2 separate regions of the Mus musculus genome follow, and region 2 is linked to region 1. The links are chromatin loops, found by intact Hi-C in ENCODE. Cell type or tissue: left cerebral cortex. All regions are shown on one strand. Each heading gives the region's core, and the rest is flanking DNA. Links, peaks and the distances in the headings are about the cores only. Region 1 holds the start of Gm46162 (a long non-coding RNA gene). Region 2 holds the start of Ivns1abp (influenza virus NS1A binding protein).

Region 1 (10,592 bases), core at 2,693-6,692:
TCCTATCTGAAGCAGGCACACAGTAACTTTTCCTTTGTTTTAGTAACACCACCACCAACAGTAACTACACAGCTTACTGGATACTGACTCTCTCATGTTGTCATTATCTAAGACAGAGAGAAACAGTAGCACAGAAGCGTTAGTTTACTAAGGTCACACAGTCAAGCAAGAGGAAAACCTAGTATTTGAACTGAGAACTTGGACTGTGGAGCACTCGGCTTGTCCCTGTTTTGACCTGTCTTTGGGAGGCAGCATGGTTTGGCTCCACCACTCTCGGGGCCCGAGCTCCGTTGTGACGAGGGCAGGTTAATCTCTCTGCACTCGGTTGCCTCCTATTCAAAATAGAGATAAGCCATGAAAATTCTAACCAAAGTAACATGGATCCTGGTTCTGTTTCTTTTTCTTCTTGAAGGGCTAGGACTAAAGCTACATCAGCCTGTGCTAATGAAATTCTCTTGAAAATAAGTCTTGCGTCAAGAGTGTGCATTAATTGGTACTTCTAATTTAAAATTATCCTTGGGGAGGGGCCCTAAAGAGATGACCCAGCAGTTAAAAGCACTCACTGCGGGCTGGTGAGATGGCTCAGTGGGTAAGAGCACCCGACTGCTCTTCCAAAGGTCTGAAGTTCAAATCCCAGCAACCACATGGTGGCTCACAACCATCTGTAACAAGATCTGACGCCCTCTTCTGGAGTGTCTGAAGACAGCTACAGTGTACTTACATATAATAAATAAATCTTAAAAAAAAAAAAAAGCACTCACTGCCCATCCAGAAGGCCCAATTCTAATCTCCAGAACCCACAATGGACAGCTCACACGCCTGCAACTGCAGCTCCAGGGAATGGAACACCCTCTTATGGCTTTTGCAGGAACCCGCAGACACGTGGCATACACACACAGACAAAGACACGTGAAAAGAAAAAAAAAGGACTTAAAAAAGAAGCAGGGGAGCTATACTTCTGCTTTGTCCTGCAGCAAAAGCCTAACTCAAAAGCTCATTTTCACCGCCTCTCAAAAAATATCCCTACTGATTGCTTATTGACATCCCATCTTCATTGACCCCTGTTGCCGAAGTATCTCAGTCCCTTCGGCAGACTTGATGGGTAACTTGAAATTCATGCTTAGTTTCTTGTTCAGGCATATAGCAACAGTTCTCATGAATTGGTCCTTGTTAAAGTTCCCAGAGGCCTTAAGGTATAGGTGGTCCCATCAAAACTGTATTTCTTGGTTTTTCTGCAGGGAGTCTTCTTAGGCTGGGCTGGGAATGTTCCTAGCTGATTGGCAGGAAATAACATTCTACCTCATTCAGTACTTTTCAAGAGATGTTGCTTCTTTGCCTGGGCTGTGAGTGCTATACTAATCCTTTCCATCGCCACACGGCATTTTCCTTCTGAACCTAACCCCATGCTCTGTGCTGGTTACATTTGGCTCAAGTGCACAGTCTCTGAATACTTATAGTGACCACCATACAACTGTTTTCTATCTGTCTGGTCAGCAGACTTTCATTTGTGGCAATGCAAAAAGAAAAGGAAAAAAATATGAGCCCAATCCAGACTCCATACAAGTGAGCTTCAATTACCAGGATCTAGGAGGCGCTGGTTGTTCCAGACTGGTGTGGACTCATTACCTCTGTTTGAAATGCATTTGTGGTTAAAAAAAGCTTCCCTTACTTGAGGATTATTTGCTAAAGCTGTGAGACCCGCCAGCCTTGAGAAACCCCTCTTTCTCTAGGTAAAGGACGAAAGGAAGACGGAAGGCATTCCTAGCCTGTGTGAGTTTTTATTCTGCTCACAGATGAATAAACAAGACTTGGGGTTGGCTCTATAATTGTCCACTAAAATAATTGTCCGAAGGGGGATGTCTTAGTTAGGGTTTTACTGCTGTGAACAGACACCATGACCAGGACATTTAACTGGGGCTGGCTTACAGGTTCAGTCCATTATCATCAAGGTGGGAACATGGCAGCATCCAGGCAGGCATGGTGCCGGAGGAGCTGAGAGTTCTACATCTTCATCTGAAGGCTACTAGCAGAATACTGGCTTCCAGGAAGCTAGGATGGGGGCCTTAAAGCCCACACCCACAGTGACACACCTACTCCAACAGGGCCACACCTTCTAATAGTGTCACTTTCTGGGTGGTGCACATAAAAACCACAACAGGGGATACTAAAGAAAGACTTGAAAGTATGCGTCCCAGGTGTTTATGTTATACTAACCATAGGGTAATGGTAATCTCGGCCACGTTCTCAGAAGCTTCTATTTGCAGTTCATGCTGAGACTCATAACTGGTCCTGAGAATGAGTGACAGCTAAATGCTTACCCTTAAGCAGGACATCTAGATCACTCTTTCCAGGGGCCAGGAAACACTACAGTGGACTGAATGGGAAGAAGATAAAAGTCAGAGGGTGAGGAGGAGCGATGTGAGACACTGTCTCTAGAACATAGCATGGATATTTCACACATAGCAGCTGCCGTTGCCTGTACGAGACAGGCCTTTCAGCATCCTGCGTTGAATGGGGACAGGTACATGAGACACTACACTTATTCTCTGAAGAGCTATGCTATGGGCAGCTAGTAGCTGCTGAGGAATAAGAAGCCTCTTTCTTCAGTAGTGTAGCCGCTGGTAAGTTACTCATCCTCCTCCAGTAAGTAGCGCCCATCCACGTTCATGCAAGCAGCCCTAATGAAATGTGTGACTCCGTGTGTCACACAGACACAAAATGACTGTAGGACTTGTTGAGAAATGGGGGGGGGGGGGGGTATTGGGAAGGGTGTGAGTGAAGAGTAAAGGAGGTGGAGAGGGGTAAAATGACTAAAATTATATGTGTGTAGGAAACTGTTCAAAAATTAGAACAGTTTATGATGGTCATTTTTTTTAAGGAACCTGAAAATGTAAGACCTTTAGGGAAGGGAAAGAGGCTCGGGGAAGCAGGTAGAAAGAGGAAGGGGACAGAGCATGGAAATGGGGGGGAACAGGATCAGGTCACAATGAATGCATGCATGGAAACATTGTGGTGAAGTCCCATTAATTTGTACAATTAACATACAGTAATCATTGTAATTTTTAAAAGGTTTGTAAGCCAAGTGGTAGGGGTACATGCCTTTAATGGCAGCATCCAGGAGGCAAAAGCAGGCAGATCTCCAAATTTATGGCGAGTGTGATGTACAGAGCCAGGATAGCCAGGGCTACACAGAAAAACCCTGTTCAGAAAATAAAAAGTCTATAAACCTGATGTACTATGGAAACAAAATATCCAGCTTGAAACATGAGACTGAAACAATACATTCTTTTTAAAATAATAGCTGTGAGGCTAGAGAGATGCCCCCATGGTTAAGAGCAAGTACTGCCTGTGGAGAAAACCCAAGTTCAGTTTCCCAGCACCCAAGTCTGGCAATTCCTAACCACCTGTACCAGTGCCTCCACACATCCTTCTTCTGGGTTCTCCTGAACTCTGAAGCACCTGAACACATGTGAACACACACACAGACACACACACAGAGATAAAAAATTTAGAAATACTTTTTAAAAAGAGTAAAAATAATTATCATAAGCAGTGCATAATGGTACACACTTATAATAGCAGCATTTGGTAGAAGGAGGAAAAGGACTTCAAACTCAAGGTCAGCCTATACTACATAGCAAGAAATGTTAATAACTTGATAAACATAATGATCTAAAAGAAATGATAGTAATTTGGGGAGGGGCTCCTCAAAACGTAGAATTATGTTAAGTAAGCCCCTCCAGTAAGTCCACCAGTGAATCCATAAACCTGTCTGTGAATTAGATCCTCGGGGTCGTCCTGTTGTGTAAGAACAATGTTAGACCAATAGAAAACCCACTGCAAAAAAAAAAAAAAAAAAAAAAGAAAGAAAGAAAACCCACTGCAGACAGCTCCAGTGGCTAATCAATGTAGGCTTTTTATGGTGAAGACAGGCTTTGAACCCAGGCTCTGTCTAGCTCTTGAGGCCAGCTGCTTAAGCCTCTGTCTGCTGACTTCTAGAAACTGTAATGTTTGTTGGTAAAGTCTAGCCTAGACATGCGGTTTCAAGAAACAGATTCTTTCAAGATCTCAAGACAAACATTTGTTAAATTAAAAACATTAAGGAAGCTGAAGTCCAACAAACTCCTCGCGGCAGGGGACAGGGGACAGGTCCCGGCTTTTGCTGACTCTTACCTTAAAGCCCTGGTTCTAAGTATTTAGTGTTCGGGTCTCTCATGTTGGTTCCTTCTGAAGCTACTCATTTATATAGGAGTCCTTGTTAAATGAAGTAGGATTCCTTAAAACTCCTCGAATTCAGTCGTCCTTGCTCCATCCCGGAAGTTGCCTTACTCATCGAAATTGCCCTATGGAGGGTTCAATATGGCCATATATTCTTCACAGCTCCTACCTTAAGTAGGTGGCGTCTATTTTCCCACCTCCTTGGATCTGGGGTGACTTTGAGAGTTATGGGATCACGGGATATAGCAGAAGCAGCATCACGTGACTCCCCACCCCTCCACCCTAGAAGCCCTGCTGCTTCTGCTTTCACTCCCGGTGGAAAGAAAAGAACCTCGCACAGCTGCGACAGGAGCAAAGCCATCTGTGACCCGACAGCCAGCAACCGCAAACAGTTGCAGACCAGAGATGAGTCACGAACCATCCTTCTGAGCTCTGACTGAACTGCCAAACCGAAGAACAGTGACCAACAGATGGCTGTCCTTTTCAGCCAGTAAGTTTGGAGGAGGTTTGTAACATAGTACAGCCCTAACACATGCCGGTTCATCTTTCCTTCCCAGAGTGCCCACTACACACTTGTTAACTGCGATCCAAAAATCACTCCCCAGGAAGCTTTCCCGGATGGAAAAAGGCAGCCTCCTACACAAAGTTAGCCTCCCTCAAAGCACAGAAGGGGGGCCCTGTCTAACATGGTTCTGAGGGCACAGAGACCCCTCCTTCTCCTCCAGCTCTCTCTTGCGCGCGCTCTCTCTCTCTCTCTCTCACACACACACACACACACACACAGAGTCTTCCCCATGCGGAGATGCTCAGGACTTTTCAAAGCCCAGTTACTTACAAAATAACACAAATGTCTGTATCATTTAGGTTTCTATTGTTGTGGTAAATACCATGACCAAAAGCAATTGCGGAGGAAAGGATTTATCTCACTGTACAGCTTACAGTCCATAATGAAGGCAAGTCAGGGCAGGAACCTGAAGGTAAGAACTGAGGCGGAAGCCATAGAGGAGTGCTGCTTGCTCCTCGAGGCCTGCTTTCTTAACCTGCTTTCTTATACAATCCTGGACAACCTGCCAAGGGGTGGCACTGGCTTGAGCCTAGGACACCAATCACGAATCAAGAAAACGCCCCCACAAGCTTACCTACAGGCCGGTATAGTGGAGACATTTTCTCAGCTGTTTCTCTTCTCCCAGAAAGCTCTAGCTTGTACCAAGTTAGCAAAAACTAACCAGTACAATGCCCGTTAAAATTTTAAGAGTCACTCACAGAGAGAACAAGCTGTGTCAATTTAGGCTCAGGTCCCTTGACCCAGTCCGTGGGTCAGTCAACAGGGTCTGCAAGAGAGCATGGGGGCTGAGGGGTAAGAGACACGAAGAATAGAAACAAAACAGGTGATCAAAGATCAAGTCTCGTTTATTAGCAGGCAACTATGGGTATATATGCACTCGCTGGGGAGTGCAGCTGGAGACACTTAACCACAGGTCCTGGATGCAGAGGGGAAAACCAAGATGTTATCAGTGTGTTCAGCTGTGGTGGGCTTTTCGCTAAAACATCATGCTAGGAAGACAAGTCTCTCGTCAGGGTGGAAAAGTACCACCTGTAAGTAAATAGCCCGAGATGGCTGCAGAGATGATAGCCGCTTTCCGTTAGGAGTCGGCTCCCAACAGTCCCTCTCATAGGAGGGACAACACTTCACATTTTAAAGAGCCATAGAATTCCATAATGCAAGTCATTGTGCAATGACTCAAAGAGACAGCAACAGCGTCTTTCTTCTCCAGGGTGGTGAATAACGTGAGACTGAAGGTAAAAGCAAACATTGCTGTCCTGCTAAATGAATATAGAAAAGCCGTGCTTCCTAACAACTCATAGACTCTGCTCTACTCACAGATCAGGGCTTTGCTCAGCCATCATCAAAGGGGCTTCCTCCTCAGCAGACGGGAACAAATACAGAGACCCATAATGTCTCTGCCAGACATTAGGCAGAGAGTGAGAGAGCAGGGAACACTCTGCTCCAGAACAGACCCCTTCATCTAATCCCTTTTCCCGGGACCCCAGCAACTCTGCAGAGGAGGAGACAGAAAGAATGCAAGAGCCAGAGAGAATGGAGGACACCACAGAACCAAGGCCTACTAGGCCCAATAAGGCCAGTGCAGAAACAAACTCACAGAGACTGCGGCAGCGTGCACGGGGAATGCACAGGTTTGTGCCAGGTGGAGCTCTATTGCTGAGAGCGCAAGTAGACACGCTCCTCACCCTAACCCAGAAGCTATCTCTGATTAATAGCCACTTGCAAATGAAAAATTTGTTTTTTCCAAGGAAGTCTCACTGAGGAAACAAACCACTCTTAAGGGCAGGCTACAGGCACCTTTAGGGCTTTTTTTAAACTCATAATGTTAAGTTAGGGCTTTTTTTTTTTTAACTTTATAGGTCCTTTGCTTCCTGGTTGGAACTTTTTAGTGTGTGTGTGTGTCTGTGTGTGTCTGTGTGTATGCACGTCTTTGTGCATGTATGTGTGTCTGTGTCTCTGTGTGTGTATATGCATGTGTCTTTGTGTATATGTGTATTTGTCTCTCTGTATGTGTCTTTGTATGTGTGTGCACGTGCACACTTATATGCATTTCTTGAGCTTTTACTTTGGCTCTTTTTCTTGCTTGATTGTTTTGCTATATTCTGATTTGTTTGTTTTTTATGTAACTTGCTGTATTTTATTTTACTATTATTTCTTAGAGCCCTGCTCGTTTGGGGTTTTTCCCCTAAGGAGAGAGAAAGGAAGTGTGTTGCTCTGGATGGGAGGGGGTTCGTGGGGAAACTGAGAGGAGTAGGAGGAGGGGAAATTATAATCAGAATATATTTTACAAAAAAAAATAAACATTTCAATAAATGAAAAAAAAAAGGATCTTTTTGTGGGGAAAGTGAAGTGTCCTTATGTGGTTTATATGGTGTCACGTGCCCTGTTGGACCTGATCTGCAGTTGCTATTTCATACCACGGCATGAGCGTTTCTTTAATTAGAAGCTGTCATTCCTTGGACTCCCTCCTCCTGTAGCTATGTGTTTAGATTGTCTAAGAAAACAGAGGTATCTCAAGCAAATATCAGCTCCTCGCATCTTAGTATGAATGGATTTAGATAATTTTTTTGTTTGCTTGGTTTTTTTTTGTTTTTGTCTTTTGAGACAGGATTTCTCTGTATAGCCCTGGCTGTCCTGGAACTCACTTTGTAGACCAGGCTGGCCTCGAACTCAGAAATCTGCCTACCTCTGCCTCCGGAGTGCTGGGACTAAAGGCGTGCGCCACCACATCCGGCTAGATAATTTTTTCTCAAGTAAAAAATAACAAAAGTGAATAAGGAAAAGGCCCTACTCAAAATAAATTAAAAAAAAAAAAGACCAGTGAACACTGAGCTTAACAAAATATGCTGAGGTTTTGAATAATCATATAGAATATGGTGATGCGAGAGACTGAGAAGTTAGTTCTGGAGGGAGCTCGCAAAAGCTTTGCAAACAGTGCATGGTCAGAGATCTGGGTACTCCTTGGTAGCCTGTCAGTTCGCTGACTTCTAACTTTTCAGATATTAAGACTGATTCTGAAAACATTTGCAACATGGAGACAAAGTTCCTGTACTCTCTCCATCTGGAACAGAGCAGTTCTGCCAAGTGGAAACCAGGCTGGCCACACCTTGGATGGGCAACTGCTGAGGGTTTCCTGGCCACTGCAGGTTTTGGGGAGGGGGAGCCTGGAGTGCCTAGACCGGCAAGGATGGGGCAAGAAAGTATGAGCACGAAAGGCCAGAAGAAGCCTGGCATCATCTCTGTCTCCCAGGGACCAGCCCTGCTGCTCCTGGATCCATCAAAGCCTCGCTGTGCATTCCCATGCTACATGCAACACAGCATACCAATGCCTCTCTCCCGGGCTCACCTCTCCCTCCAGTAAGTTCCTGAAGCCACCCACAGTCGGGGTACTAGAGAGCAGCGCAGAGAGTAGATTGCCAACAAGCCAAAATAAAAATGCCCCCAAATCAAAACACAAACCAAAACAGCCTTGAAGTCATTGCCCCAGAGATATCTTAAAAGCTTGAAGCCTGGATTACAGTCCTAACTTTATAGTACCCTTGACCTTGCTACTGTGTGTGTATTGCATCCAAAACTAGAATGCACTTCCAGGGCTGAGGACGCCACTGGTGGCGAGCATTTCTTTGTCATGTACAAAGCCCTAGGCTCAGTTCCCAGCACCATGAAATGACGGAAGAAAAGAAGAGAGAGAATTCGAATGGACAGAAAGAATCAACCAGGTCTGGGTGTGAGAGGAGGAAGTTCTCGCCAAGGGATCGGAGATATTTGAAAGCCAGCAAAAAGAGGAGTGGGATAGACCACTGAATTGACAGTGTGACACTAACTAGAGTCCTCTGTTCATTCTTCTAGTGACTTGTATTGTTCAACCATCTTCCTGTTAAGGTTTTATGTACTTAAGGATGGTTCTACTTTGTTTGTTTTTGGGTTTTGTTTTGTTTTGTTTTTGTTTTTGTTTTGGTTTGGTTTGGCTTTTTTGAGACATGGTTTCTCTGTATAGCCGTGACTGTCATGGAACGCACTTTGTAGACCAGGCTGGCCTCGAACTCAGAAATCCACCTGCCTCTGCCTCCCGAGTGCTGGAATTAAAGGCATGTGCCACCACGCCCAGCTTGGTTCTACTTTTTAGCAGTACATTCTTCCCACAGGACTTGGAAGAGCACATCCGAGATCACCCAAGGGACCTTTGAGATGGTCAGAGAAAAGACTCCACCCCAGGCTTACACCCTCATCTCACCACACATAAAGTTGCAGTGTGCGAAACACAACTCCTCCAGTGAGGTCTTCATCAAAGCAGCCAAGACATTGGAACCAGCAGAAACGGACGGACGTTCTGTAGGGATTTCAAAAGGCTGAACAGGAAGAACCAGAGAGAGGTGCAGGGCTTGACACTGCCCCAGGCATTTGGCATTAAGCTGTGTACATTAGAGATTATGGCAGAGACCTTCAAGAAGCATGCAGAGTGGAATTGAAAACCCGGTCACCTGACACTTGCACTGCTAAAGGGAAGAAGAAATGGGGTGTAACTGAGCTCAGGCAGGTCAGACTGCATGCCAACCAGGTGGCAGAGCATCTGAGTTTGGGGAGAGAGAATGCTCCAGAGGAGTTGGAGAAAAGCAGGGATTGAAAAATTCCCAAAACTTCCATCTGCATTTAGAAGACTGGATATTTGCTTACTGTTTGTTTGTTTTTTTAAGATTTATTGTTATATGTAGGTATACTGTAGCTGTCTTCAGACACACCAGAAGAGGGCATCGGATCTCATTGCAGATGGTTGTGAGCCACCATGAGGTTGCTGGGATTTGAACTCAGGATCTTTGGAAGAGCAGTCAGTGCTCTTACCCGCTGAGCCATCTCACCAGCCCTGGTTTTTGTTTTTATTTGCGCTATTGTTATATACGGAGGCACTTGCCCCGGTGCTGGACTAGAAGTCAGGGACTATCTTTTTCTGAGCCAATTCTCTTCTTCCACCTTTGTTTGCTTCATTTTGTTTTGTGTTGAAAGCAGGGCCTCTCTTGTTTCTGCCCTGCTTTGTCCTGCTGTCTGGTCCTTGAGCTTCTGGAAGATTCTTCTCTCTCTGACTCCCTTCTCACCAAGGCATCACAGATGCAGCGCATTATGCCTGTCTTTTTATGCAGCTTCAGGGCATTAGACTCAGCCAGGCTTCCATAGTAAGCAAACCCTCTCGTCCACTGTGCTACCATCAGCTCCTTATAGGTTTAACTCAGGACCGACTTCTAACAGCTATCTGACTGGCACAGTAGCCCAGAGCTCTCCATTCGGTTTCACTTTTCTCTCCAACTCAGTATTTGCTCCTGGAAAAGCTAACTTGAACCACTATCCTGAAGCATCCATCAACAATGTGGGAAAGACCACAGCCTGAGCATTTCAGGAATACAAATTGCGCAGAGAGAGAGAAAGATGACAAGGAGTCCTCGTTCACAACCGTCTCCCTTTCTGTACCTCAATCAATTGTTCATCTTTTTGGTTTTTAATGTAAAGCAGAATTTTGCAAGCCAAAGGCATAAATAAAAACTAAAGAAAGGCTTTGGAAAGAGTGGCACATGCCTTTAATTTCAGCACTCAGGAAGCAGAGGCTAGTAGATCTCTGTGAGTCAAGGCCAGCCTGTTCTACACAGGGAGTTCCAGGACAGCCAGGGCTATACAGAGAAAACCTGTCTCAAAAAGAGAGAAACAAAGAGAGAGGCAAAGAAAGAGAGCAGTAGGAAGAAAGAAAAGGGGGGAGAAAATATTAAAAGACAAAAAAGAGTAAGGAAATATTTGAAGTGTATTTCAAAAACAATTCAGTAAT
Region 2 (10,592 bases), core at 2,897-6,896, 94 kb after region 1:
CATGACCAGATCCAATGCTGCGCATTTTCCACCTTCTTCTCTTAGTTGACTTCAGATAACAGGAAACGGGCTGGGAGGAAGAAGAAGAATGTTACAGCCCAGCAGCTCTGCCCTTTCTGCTGTTTCCTTCTGCAAACCTTTCCTTGCTGAGTGGTCAGTTTGTATTAGCAACAGCTGCCTGGTGGCTGTAACTGAACTGTATTGTGTAGCTTTCATTCATTGAGTTTTAAATGAGACCACAATCAAAGGTCTCTCTGGACTGAGCCATGAAAATCATGCTGCATGTTAACGTGATTTTTGTTTTTATCCTTGAGCCGTGACATTAAATCTCAGTACGAAGGCTATGTCTTTCTTATTTTCAAGAATCAAACTGAGTAAACAAAGAACTTTTTTCATGTTGGGCATGGCGGGGTACATGCCTGTAATCTCAGCACATGGAGAGTGAAGGCTGGAAGATACAGACTTCAAGGTTGTCCTCAGCTATATAGCAAGTTTGAGGCCAGCCTGGGCTACACGGGACCCTTCATCAAACAAACAAAAAGCAGAAAAATGATAGTTGGGGTTTGTTGTTTTTGGGTTTTTGCTATAGAAAGCCCAGAGTTGCAGGGCAGAGCATAACAACTGTGGCCATGTGTCAAACAATCAGAAGGTCTGAAGGTTCTACCACTGAGAGAACGCTAAAAGGTTTGATTTTGTGTTATTTTTAGAGACAGAGTATGTATTCCAGGGACAGCCTGGAACTTACTATGTAGCCAAGAATGACCTTGGGCTCACAATCCTCTCCGACCTCCTAAACCCAGAGCTGGATAAGCAAGGCAGGGTACTCTCTCAACTGAGCTCTATCCCAGTCCTAGCTGGGACTCCTTAATTCTTAACTCCTTGGAAACTGTTGAAAAGGAAGGGGACTCTCAGGGCATCCTCATAGAGTAGGGGACTTGAGGAGACTTGAGTAGATTTCAAACACGTCAGCAGTAATGACTTCAGAAAACTACTATAAGGCTGTTAGTAAGTCTGTCTCCTTGGATACGGTAGTAACCAGTAAAGATAATCTCACACTAAAATATTCAGATATATACTTAAAGAATTTTCTGATCATCAGATTTACAAATAAGTAAATGAAATGGTTTGCTTCATTCTGGTGAAAATGGAGATCTTGCTAGGAAAGTGGAATCTTTATATCAGAGAATGCATATAAAAGAAATGCTATTTTAGAAAGGCCCCAAGCTCTCGATTTTTATGCATTACAAATCATAACAATTTCCAGTGACCTACTTTAATGGGTGCATGGAAGCTGGGGCACTTTCCCCTAGGCTTCTTGTGCCTTTTTTTTTTTTTAAATATATACCACTGTTTTGTAGTTCTTGCTCTTAAGATTTCACTGTGTCCTGAAAATACCTTCAAGGGCCAAAGGGAAGAAGAAAAAGTAACAGAAGAAATTGAAACATTAACTTCAAGGAAGGAAAAATAAGAAACAGTGAAGCCTGTCACTGGGAATACGAGAGAAAATTGGATTGGAGGAGTCTCTGCCAGGCTGGACTGGCAACAGCTTTCATTAGGCATAGGACAGACAGACAGAAAATGTCAGCAATTGATCAGAATAATGTCACATGGCACAGACGTTTTAAGATGTAAACAAACGTCTGACCTTACGGTTAATGTTGACTAAGTTTCTTGAGTATCAGAGTTGCTAAGTGGGTAATGTTTAACGAAATCAATCTGCCATGACTAGCATGCCTACTAAGAGAGGTGGAGAGTTAGAAGAGAAACGAAGCTGGTTCATTTTCTTAGAGCCAGCCATAAGAAGGGATCTGCAGGAGTTTTTAACTTTACTGTGGGGAGAAGTTGCTAGGATCCTTGCCAAATGTTTTAGGGCCCTTTCCCAGAGATTGAAAGTCATTGGCCGTAGGGCAGGGCTTCTAATCATAGTATTAGTCTCTGCAGAGAGAGGGGCTCCTTCTGTTCTGAACATACCGAGACACACTGTGCATGGAGGGTTTGGTAGCAATCCATGCCCTTGACTAACAGCAATTAGGACTTATCTCCCAACTGTTTTCACACATTGCCAAAGGTCCCCAGGGACAAAGTAAGTCCCTTCCTTTGAAGAATACCTGTCCCCAGTAAAGCCTAGAGACTTGTATGCCTGCTAAGAAAGATCTCCCTTCTAACTCAGGTTAAAATTTTAACTCTCAGTGCCTCCAAACATGGCACTATTTGGGAACATAGTAGCTTCAGATTTAGCTAAAATAAGCCATACTGGGATTCAGTGGTGCTTACACCAGTATGACTGATAACCTCTTAAAAAATAAAAAATTGGATGACAGGAATATCAAATACATATTAGAGTCCATGCCCTGTATGTATTTCTAGTACTTGGAAGGCTGAGACAGGATGATAATAAGTTCATATTCAGACTGGGCTACATAAGACCCCCCCCCCCCCGCCCACACACACACACACACACACATGCACATCCACACACAACGTATTGGAATTAAGCTGCTGAAGTCTAGTAGCTGGAGTGCAGCCACAGAAGCATGGCCTGCACGGCCTGCATGGCTGCATGGCCTGGGGCAGATCCTTCCCTAGTCTTAGAGAAAGAACCTCTGACTAGTCCCTTTATCTCAGACTTAACTTCCTATAACTGGACACAGACATCTTTCTCTTAAAACAGTCTGTGATAATTTGTTACACTAGCCCTAGGAATTAAGTACATTGAGAATAAACAAATCATTGGCCAGAATTCAGTATGGGACAATATCTGAAGCATGATCAAAGAGAAACAACAAAGGTGATTATTGTCACCAATTCCCAACTTATCTGACATAAAACATACACCCAAATAAATTAATAATGATCAGTCTTAGAAAATCTGTGTATATAATGTGTTTGTGTGTTTACAGTGTTAGAGATGAAACCCAAGCACCCTGGTGCTTTAGGCAAGCACTCTACTGCTAAACTATGTTCTCCGCCCCGAGATCAACATTATGTCCTTTGTTACTATTACAAAGAATGCAAATAATCATTTATGGCTCACTTCCAAGTGTCAGTGGCTATTATACATACTGAGATGCCTGAAAGACAGATACTATGTAAAATTATGCCAGGATTCATAGAGCAGGAAATACTGAAGGCCAAAATGCACTGACTCCGATCACACTGTCGCTTTAAGAGAGTGTTGACTGTTCCAGATTACAAAGACGCTATTTAGTGTACAGCAAGTAGGACCATGTGTCCGGCAGGCCAGTCATGTGCCTGTCCCAAGTGGGCAGTTCATATTCTCTCACTGCCAGAAGGAGCTCAGTAATCCAGGTCCCTAATAGTGTCATTTGCAACAAAAGTAATGTGCTATCAAAGAGAAAAGCTGGACGGCAAATGCCAGTTTCTCTAAGACACATAATCATACTAGCTGACAGCTCAGTTTCTACTTCCTCCTTTTGTGAAACAACAACAAAAAAGAAACGTCTCCTGGCCACAAGATCTTATTTTTTAAAAGTAATGAAGACCCCCCTCCCAATTTCTATTTCCTACCCGCTAACACATTAAAGAAGGGTAGGAAGCATTGTCAAAGAGCTCCAAGAAATGGCTACAAATTAAGCGGGATGATCAAAGTCAGGTCTAGACTGTGTAAGCGCCCTCTATAAACCAGTATAAGCATTAATCTGGAAACCTTTACCTAACTCGATTATGTGTATACTTTATAGACCTTTGGATATAATCTCACCAAATCCCCTCATCTTCAATCAAGGAAACTTCCCAGCATGTGCTTCAGAGTCATATGAAGAAGTGGAGCCCAGCTTAAATCACATTTGACCTAAACAACTGCCTGCCTCCTAGGGGCAAGGTGGGTGGATGACTGGGCTTGGCTCCTGGGTTAAAAGGCCCCAGGGGGTAGAGATAGGGACTAACAATTCCCCAAGCTACTTTTCTTTGTCCAAAGAAGTCGAGACATCAGGAACTGATACCAGAGGGGGACAAAAAGTAGAAGTGAACACGCATTTTATGGCACACCGATAATATCTCTTTCACCTTTTTTTTTTTTTTTTTTTTTTTTAAACACACTCACTGAATGCTCACCCAAAGCAGGCCAATAGAGGGGCTAGTTGTTCAGGCCCTCCTCTGACTTATCCCTTCTTCCTCCATTCTTCTCACCCCTCCACCTCCAAGGTAAGAGCCTGATGCTCAACTACTGCCGCGGGGTTCCCACAACACGCAGCTCCAGTCTAGGCTAGTTGCCTAGAAGTCAGTGTGACGCTGAGAACTCTAATCGCCACGTCGGATCTCTGGAGAAGGTAGGGCAGGTGGAAGAGGAAGGAGGGAACCAGTTCCTGGACAGTGGAAAAAAAAGGGCGAAGCGAGGGTGTGAGGCTCGGGAGGGAGCGCGCGCTCGATAAGTAACAGGAGGAGCGGTCCCCGCCGCCCCGCTCTCCCGGATCACCTTGCGCTGACCTAGTTGAGCCGAGAAGGAAGGAGGGGGCGGTTGAGGAAAAGAGCTATGAGGTGGGCGGGGCCCTGTCCGGGGGCGGAGCCTCAGAGCGGGATCTTCCCGGGAGCTCGCCTGTGATTCGCTCAGGCATCAGAGCCGGAAGCGGCCGGGAGGCGTTGGCGGCAGCGCACGTGGTGACGTGCGAGGGAGTGCGGCGCGAGCGCGCGCGGCGGCGGCGGCGGTGGCAGTGTGTTCGGGACGCGCGTGGAGGTCGGTCAGTCGCTCGGAGGTGCTGGGCGCGTCGTGGCGGCGAGCGAGTTCCCGCGAGTACCCACTGGTCTTCCTCAGCCCGCAGCCTCCCGCCCGGTCGCCCCGAGCCCCTTCCAGCGCCTTCCGCCTGCAGCCCGTCGAAGCTCTGGAGATGAATTTCGCCATCTCTTCAGAGATGACCCAGGTAACGCGCTGTACGCGGGCGCCGCGGGAGGGAGAGGGCGGGGTGGGAAGATGGTGGTGGTGCGGAGCGTCCCGCTGTCCCGGGAGACACGGGCATCGCGGGGCTCCGCATTCGGCTCGGTTGCCGGCTGGCGGGGGAAGAGCGCGGTGGTCCCGGACCTTCCTCCGCCGGGGCGGGGATCGTCAGGCTTCCGCGCTGGGTGACGGAGGGTCCCCGGGACCTGGCCCGGCGGAGGACTAGGAGGGATGACCCGCCGGATGAGAGCGGCGGCCACCGAGGACTGTAGACATCGTTTCCCGCTGTCAGGAGCGAGGTGCCGGCTGCGGTTTGGGGCTCTCCGGGCTAAGACTCCCCGCGGCCGGCGCGTGGGGACACAGAGCCGCCCTCAGAGCGCATCGGTTCCAGGGGTTAGGCGTGGGGTGGCACGGAGTCCCTGGTCGCCGTGGACCACGGGGTCCTTTGTTCGAGCTCCACGTTGCCCGCTTTTCTTGCCAAGCGCGGGGAAAAGGAGGCGGGAGGAGCGAGGGAGCGGCTGCCCTGACGTGTCAGCTCTGAGTGACTGCGCCGCCGGCCAATCGCGGCCAATCGCGGCCGGGGGTGTGCGGGTGCCTCGCTGTACCCGCCGAGAGCGCGCCCCAGGCCTTGCAGCGCGGGGTCCCCGGCGCGCCGGGGCACAGGCTCCATGTTCTCTGAAAGAAATAGGTGGAGAGCAGGCTTTTCGTCCGATCACCTTTTTTTTTTTTTTTCTATTTTTGGGTAAAGGACCTCGTTGATAAGACACCGGGGAGTGTCAGAGTGGAGATTAACGTAAGGAAATCTGTACACACACACACACAAATTTGAGAAATATTTCCGCCTTTCCCTCAATAAGTTGCAGATAAATGATTCCGGAGAGCAAACATTTCGATCAAAAAGAAGTCGGACGGCCTAAAAGGCAACGTTTTGTTTAATGTCTGTCAGTAGTGGAGGTTAGAACACCCAGATATCAAGTTCTTAGGAGTTTTGTTGTGGTCTCCTGTTTTGGCAATACACCATAGCTCTGGAAGTAAGAGCACACAAGCCGCACGGACTAAATCACCTTAGCCATATTTTCTTTAATTTTAACACCAGTGGTTGACTTAGGAAAAAAATAACTAAGAAAATAGTTTCAGGTTGAATCCTGCTAAGTCTTTAATATCTTTAAAATGTTAAAGGACTTATTTGTAAGCCTGGATGTAAACATTGACTGGGTAGAACTGGATTGAAACCAATATGCTGTAATGCCACCTAGCAGGCATTATATCAAACCCACACTTTGGTGGCTTCCTTGCAGGGAGGCCTGGGGTGGCTTTCTTTTGATTTCCTAATTAGTGAAATCTTGAGTTAATTAATAGATTCCCATTTCTGTAGCCTTTGTCTTAATTTATAGTTGCCTTCTAACTTTGTCTTTTCCAAAGACAGCATTTCACGCTTTATTTTAGTTATTGGTGGGAGGTTGACCTTGTTTTTGCATTTCTTGTTTGGATGTTTTAAGTGCCATATAAATTTAGTTTTTCAAAAAAGTTTCTTGACTGTCTTGGCCAGTGATATTAATGTGACTTACCCCAGAGGGTTTTTTGTTGTTTTTGTTCGTTTGTTTGGTTGGGTTTTTGTTTGTTTGTTTTTGTTTTCTAGCTTTTTAGCAGTTTGATGGTATAGTCAGATGCTGCAGGTAGGAATTTTTGAAGGTTGAGCATATTCCTACCTTCTGTTGGTGTTAAAAGTATTATTGGAGTGATTTCTGGTTCAGTTACCACTGTGTTAATGTTTCTAGCCCTGTAACAGTACTCTTTACACTTCTGATGTCAGCCTGGATATCCAAAAGTACCTCAGCATTAGAACATCCCAGTCTTGCTTCTTTTTTCTTTCTTATTCTAAAAGTGGCATGTTGATAGTGGTGCGCCCATGTTAAGATGCCTTCAGCCCTCACTCAGCGCCTTAGTTGAAGACCAAGTCAGCATGGGTGTGTCTAATCTTCATTAAATGTCTCCATGTTCTTTCCAGGCATGCCCCCACCACACCTTCTCTAACACCCTTTTGTCAAACCTTCATCTGGTCTCCATACTTAGCATTGTTTAAACCTTAAAATAAGTTGGTAATTTCCGCTTCACCGTGTACCATGTGCATCCTGCAGTCTACCTTCTATTGAAACCAAAACAGCCACAGTTTCTGGACTCTGTGCTGCCATGTCTTATCTTCCTCTTTGCCTGAGCCGGTTTCTCTGCTTTATCCGCCTCTACGGTATCTAAGGCTGCAGAAACTGAGCTAACTCCATTTTGTTCTAAGTTTTTTTATTCCAGTATGTGTCTGCCATGTTTAGAATCACAAGTGTCTGTAGCTTGTGGTTAAGTGTTTGCTTGATATGCTTGAGCCCCTGGGTTTAGTCCAACACTGGGGAGGGAATTCTTAAATTACTAAGTGATTGACTTCTTTGGAAAAAATTACCTTGAAACTTAAATATTTGTGGTTTACCTTAGCAATGTTTGAAAATGTGATGTTTCCTTTTGCTTAGCAGAGGGTGGGAAATGATACGCTGTTCTCACAGCTCTGTAAGACCCGCTGGATTATATTTCACTTAGGCTAATCTTCTGGGCTATAGTAACTCTTGAATACCAAATAGTAAGTCCCCTGTCTTCCATTTCTTCTACCAACCACACTAAGGAACTGAAATGTCTTTAGCAGTATATATTCATTTTCACACCAGTTTCAGTGTTAAAAATGGATTGGCTCAAACAGTATTTTAAATACAAAAAGTACATTTTATATTCTTATATGACTTAGGGATGTTTGAGCCTTGGTCTGGCTTTTGAAAGATAAAATTTCCCCCATTTTAAAATATCATTAGTTACTGTGCATAAGTTTTATATATGAAATAAGAAACATGAAATTTGAGAATACTTTAAGTTTTTAAAAAAATTTTATGTAGTGTGGCTATTTTGTCCAGAAGGCATCTGATATACCCAAGCTTATCTTAATGAAAGTAAACATGAACTTTTAAAAACAAGTTTGTATTAATTTAAAGGTCATTTGGACTTGGCTAGCTTTTTAGAGTTGTAACAATGGGTAGGTATTACTGATAAAGGCGAAATTCATATTAAAATCTTTGCTAGACAGTCTCATGTAGCCTCAGTCAGCCTTGAAACTTACTATGTAACTCAAGTGGGCTTTGAACTCTTAATCTTCCCATCTCACTCCTAAGTGCTAGGGATATTGGCTTGTGTGCCCATTTCATATGTTAAAATTGTAGTAAGCAGAAAGTCAGATATTAAATAAAAAGACCTTATTTCTCAAAATTGAAAGCAGTATTGTAGTGTACATATTGTACAAGTGCATATGCCAGAATTACCCCAAACAGTCTCTACAAAGTTTTTCTCTTAAAGACTATAGTAATTTTACTCCTACCCCAATAAATCTAAGTTAGAGCATCCAAGCTATCAAAATAATAAATATTTCACCTTCTAAAGGACCAGGTTTCAATTTTTTTTTTAAGATTTATTTATTTATTATATGTAAGTACGCTGTAGGTGTCTTCACACACTCCAGAAGAGGGCGTCAGATCTTGTTACAGATGGTTGTGAGCCACCATGTGGTTGCTGGGATTTGAACTCTGGACCTTCGGAAGAACAGTCGGGTGCTCTAACCCACTGAGCCATCTCACCAGCCCCAGGTTTCAATTTTTAGCATCATGTAGCTGGTCACACTGTAACTCCAATTCCAGCATATTCATTGCCTCCTTTTGGCCTCCGAGGGCACTGCATACATGATAAACAGACATGTACAGGCAGAACTCAAGTTTAGAATGTTTATAAATCTCCAGTATGGTCTCTGTATGTACATGGTATGGGATTACCTGTTTTCAGAGAACATTTGTTTTGTTAAAACTAGTTTTGTAAGAAAAGATAAGAAATTATAAAGCAGAAGAAATCAACATCATAGCAGTGTAATAGAGTTGATACAGTTTTTGTTTTTAAGATGGTCATGCAACACAGGCTGCCCTTTAAAATGACCAAGGCAGAGGATCGGCCTGGAAGCTGAGCACAGAACAGCAGTTCTGGACAATTGTGCGTGACTTCAGAGAGGTTCTGAGTGTGGGGCCCGGGGAACTGGCGAAGGCTCCACAGCTAAAGGAGTTCACCTGTCAGGAGTCGCCTTAAGGATTTTCCAGCTAGAAAGGCAGCATGAAACAAGGGCAGGGTTAAATGCCAAGCACACCTTGGGCAGTGGGGTATCTGGCTTATAGCATATATGTGTCTGGGAGGAGTGCCCAAAGGTGCTTTCCTGGCTCCTAGAGCAAACATCGGGTGTTTTCATGGTAGCTGGAATCTAATAGTAAATACTTTTACAGTTAATATTTATATTTGTCCTTTACTTCCTAGGCTAGTATATCCTTCTTTAATAATAAGAAAGGATTTTTTTAAAGAAATCACTGAGTACTTGTATGTTAAATAAAAAGGAGTTGTTAATAGTTTGTTTTCTTAATGTAATGTGAATATTTTTTGCCTTTTACCTCAAAGAATAACTTATTTTATATGACCTATTCTACCTACATGAATGGCAGACTGATTCTTCCAAATATCTAACTTAGATATGCTATTTTTACAGATTATGATGCATGATTATCACAGAAGAAATTCATGTCTATAGCTTTTAAGGACTTGATTACATCATTTTCAAGCCTGCTAGTTTTGGAACCACCATTAAAGCCTAAGACATCTCCCTTCAGTCAGCCACCTTTCTTCACACTGTAACGAAGTGCTTTGTTTCAACACTCCTTCTTTGTCTTTGGATCATTTGCGTTCTCAGTGACACATTTCTCTTCAGTAATTGTTGGTAAGTGAATATTCTGCATATTTAGCAGTAACTTTGTTTGGGGTGTGAGCTGGCTCAGTGAGAAGAGGCACTTTTCTGCAGAAGCCTGGCAACGCACATTTGATCCTTGGGAACACTGGTAGAAGGAAGAATTAAACAAAGTTGCCTCTGACTTCCACACACCCTAGGGCTGGGGCATGCTTCCCCAACTTAATAATAAATACCATTTTTTTAAAGACACGGGTTTTCTGAAAACTGTACTGAGTATAGACTCTATCTCAATGTTTAAATGGTCAGAGAGATCCTAACCATTTGGCTATGAAAACTTTCTTTTTAACAGTGTGTGGGGTGGGGGAAGGGGCGGTCTTTCCTTTTTCCTTGTGGGTCCTTGGGTCTTGAACTCAAGTCCTCAGGCAAGGTGGTAAGTACACGACCTGTTTAGTGCCCATCTTGCAGGCACCTAACAAGCATCTTTATCATTTTTAAAAATTTTTTAATTAAAATTTGATTTTTTTCTTTCCTCCTTTAGTATTCCTTTTTGTGTATTCTGACTTTTAAGTTACTTTAAACTGAATCTCTTACTCTTACTCATTTAGTATAAGTTACTGGTTTATAAGTTAAGTTAAAAACTTGTTTTGAGAACAATAGGCTGGAGATGTAGCTCAGTGGTTGTGTTTACCTAGCATATTTGAAGCCCTTGGTTCTGTTCCCAGTGTTGTATATAGGAAATGGTGTCTTTACAAAGAATTTTAGTTTTCCAGGGCTGGGAGTATGTGCCTCTGATAAGGAAGGGGGATTGAGTTCAGGGCCAGTCTCAGCTGGGTTCTGAATTGAAGGCCAGACTGGGCTATATGAGATGTCTCAAGTGAACATTGGTTTAATTTTGAG

What was found. A loop is a pair of places that touch in the nucleus more often than their neighbours do. Peaks named below come from ENCODE experiments on the same cell type or tissue, not always from the same donor. Only the 100,000 strongest peaks of a DNase experiment are listed, where the experiment ranks them.
Region 2: a loop joins it to region 1, with 6 times the contacts of the local background. A loop is called at or near these places in 8 of 42 quality-filtered maps.

Annotation. Positions count from the first base shown.
Region 1 is chr1:151,246,386-151,256,977 of GRCm38, forward strand. Gm46162 (a long non-coding RNA gene) reads right to left here and starts at 4,939. Exons shown (of 2, transcript XR_001779479.2): 1 at 4,174-4,939. In left cerebral cortex, for the core only: no CTCF peak of the experiment used is centred there; DNase peaks (open chromatin) are centred at 4,646 and 5,247; H3K4me3 peaks cover 452 bases; H3K27ac peaks cover 538 bases.
Region 2 is chr1:151,339,879-151,350,470 of GRCm38, forward strand. It overlaps Ivns1abp (influenza virus NS1A binding protein), which reads left to right and starts at 4,620. Exons shown (of 15, transcript NM_054102.2): 1 at 4,620-4,877; 2 at 9,498-9,725. It also overlaps the pseudogene Gm10138. In left cerebral cortex, for the core only: a CTCF peak has its summit at 3,847; DNase peaks (open chromatin) are centred at 3,243, 4,557, 4,927, 5,426 and 1 more place; H3K4me3 peaks cover 3,269 bases; H3K27ac peaks cover 3,161 bases.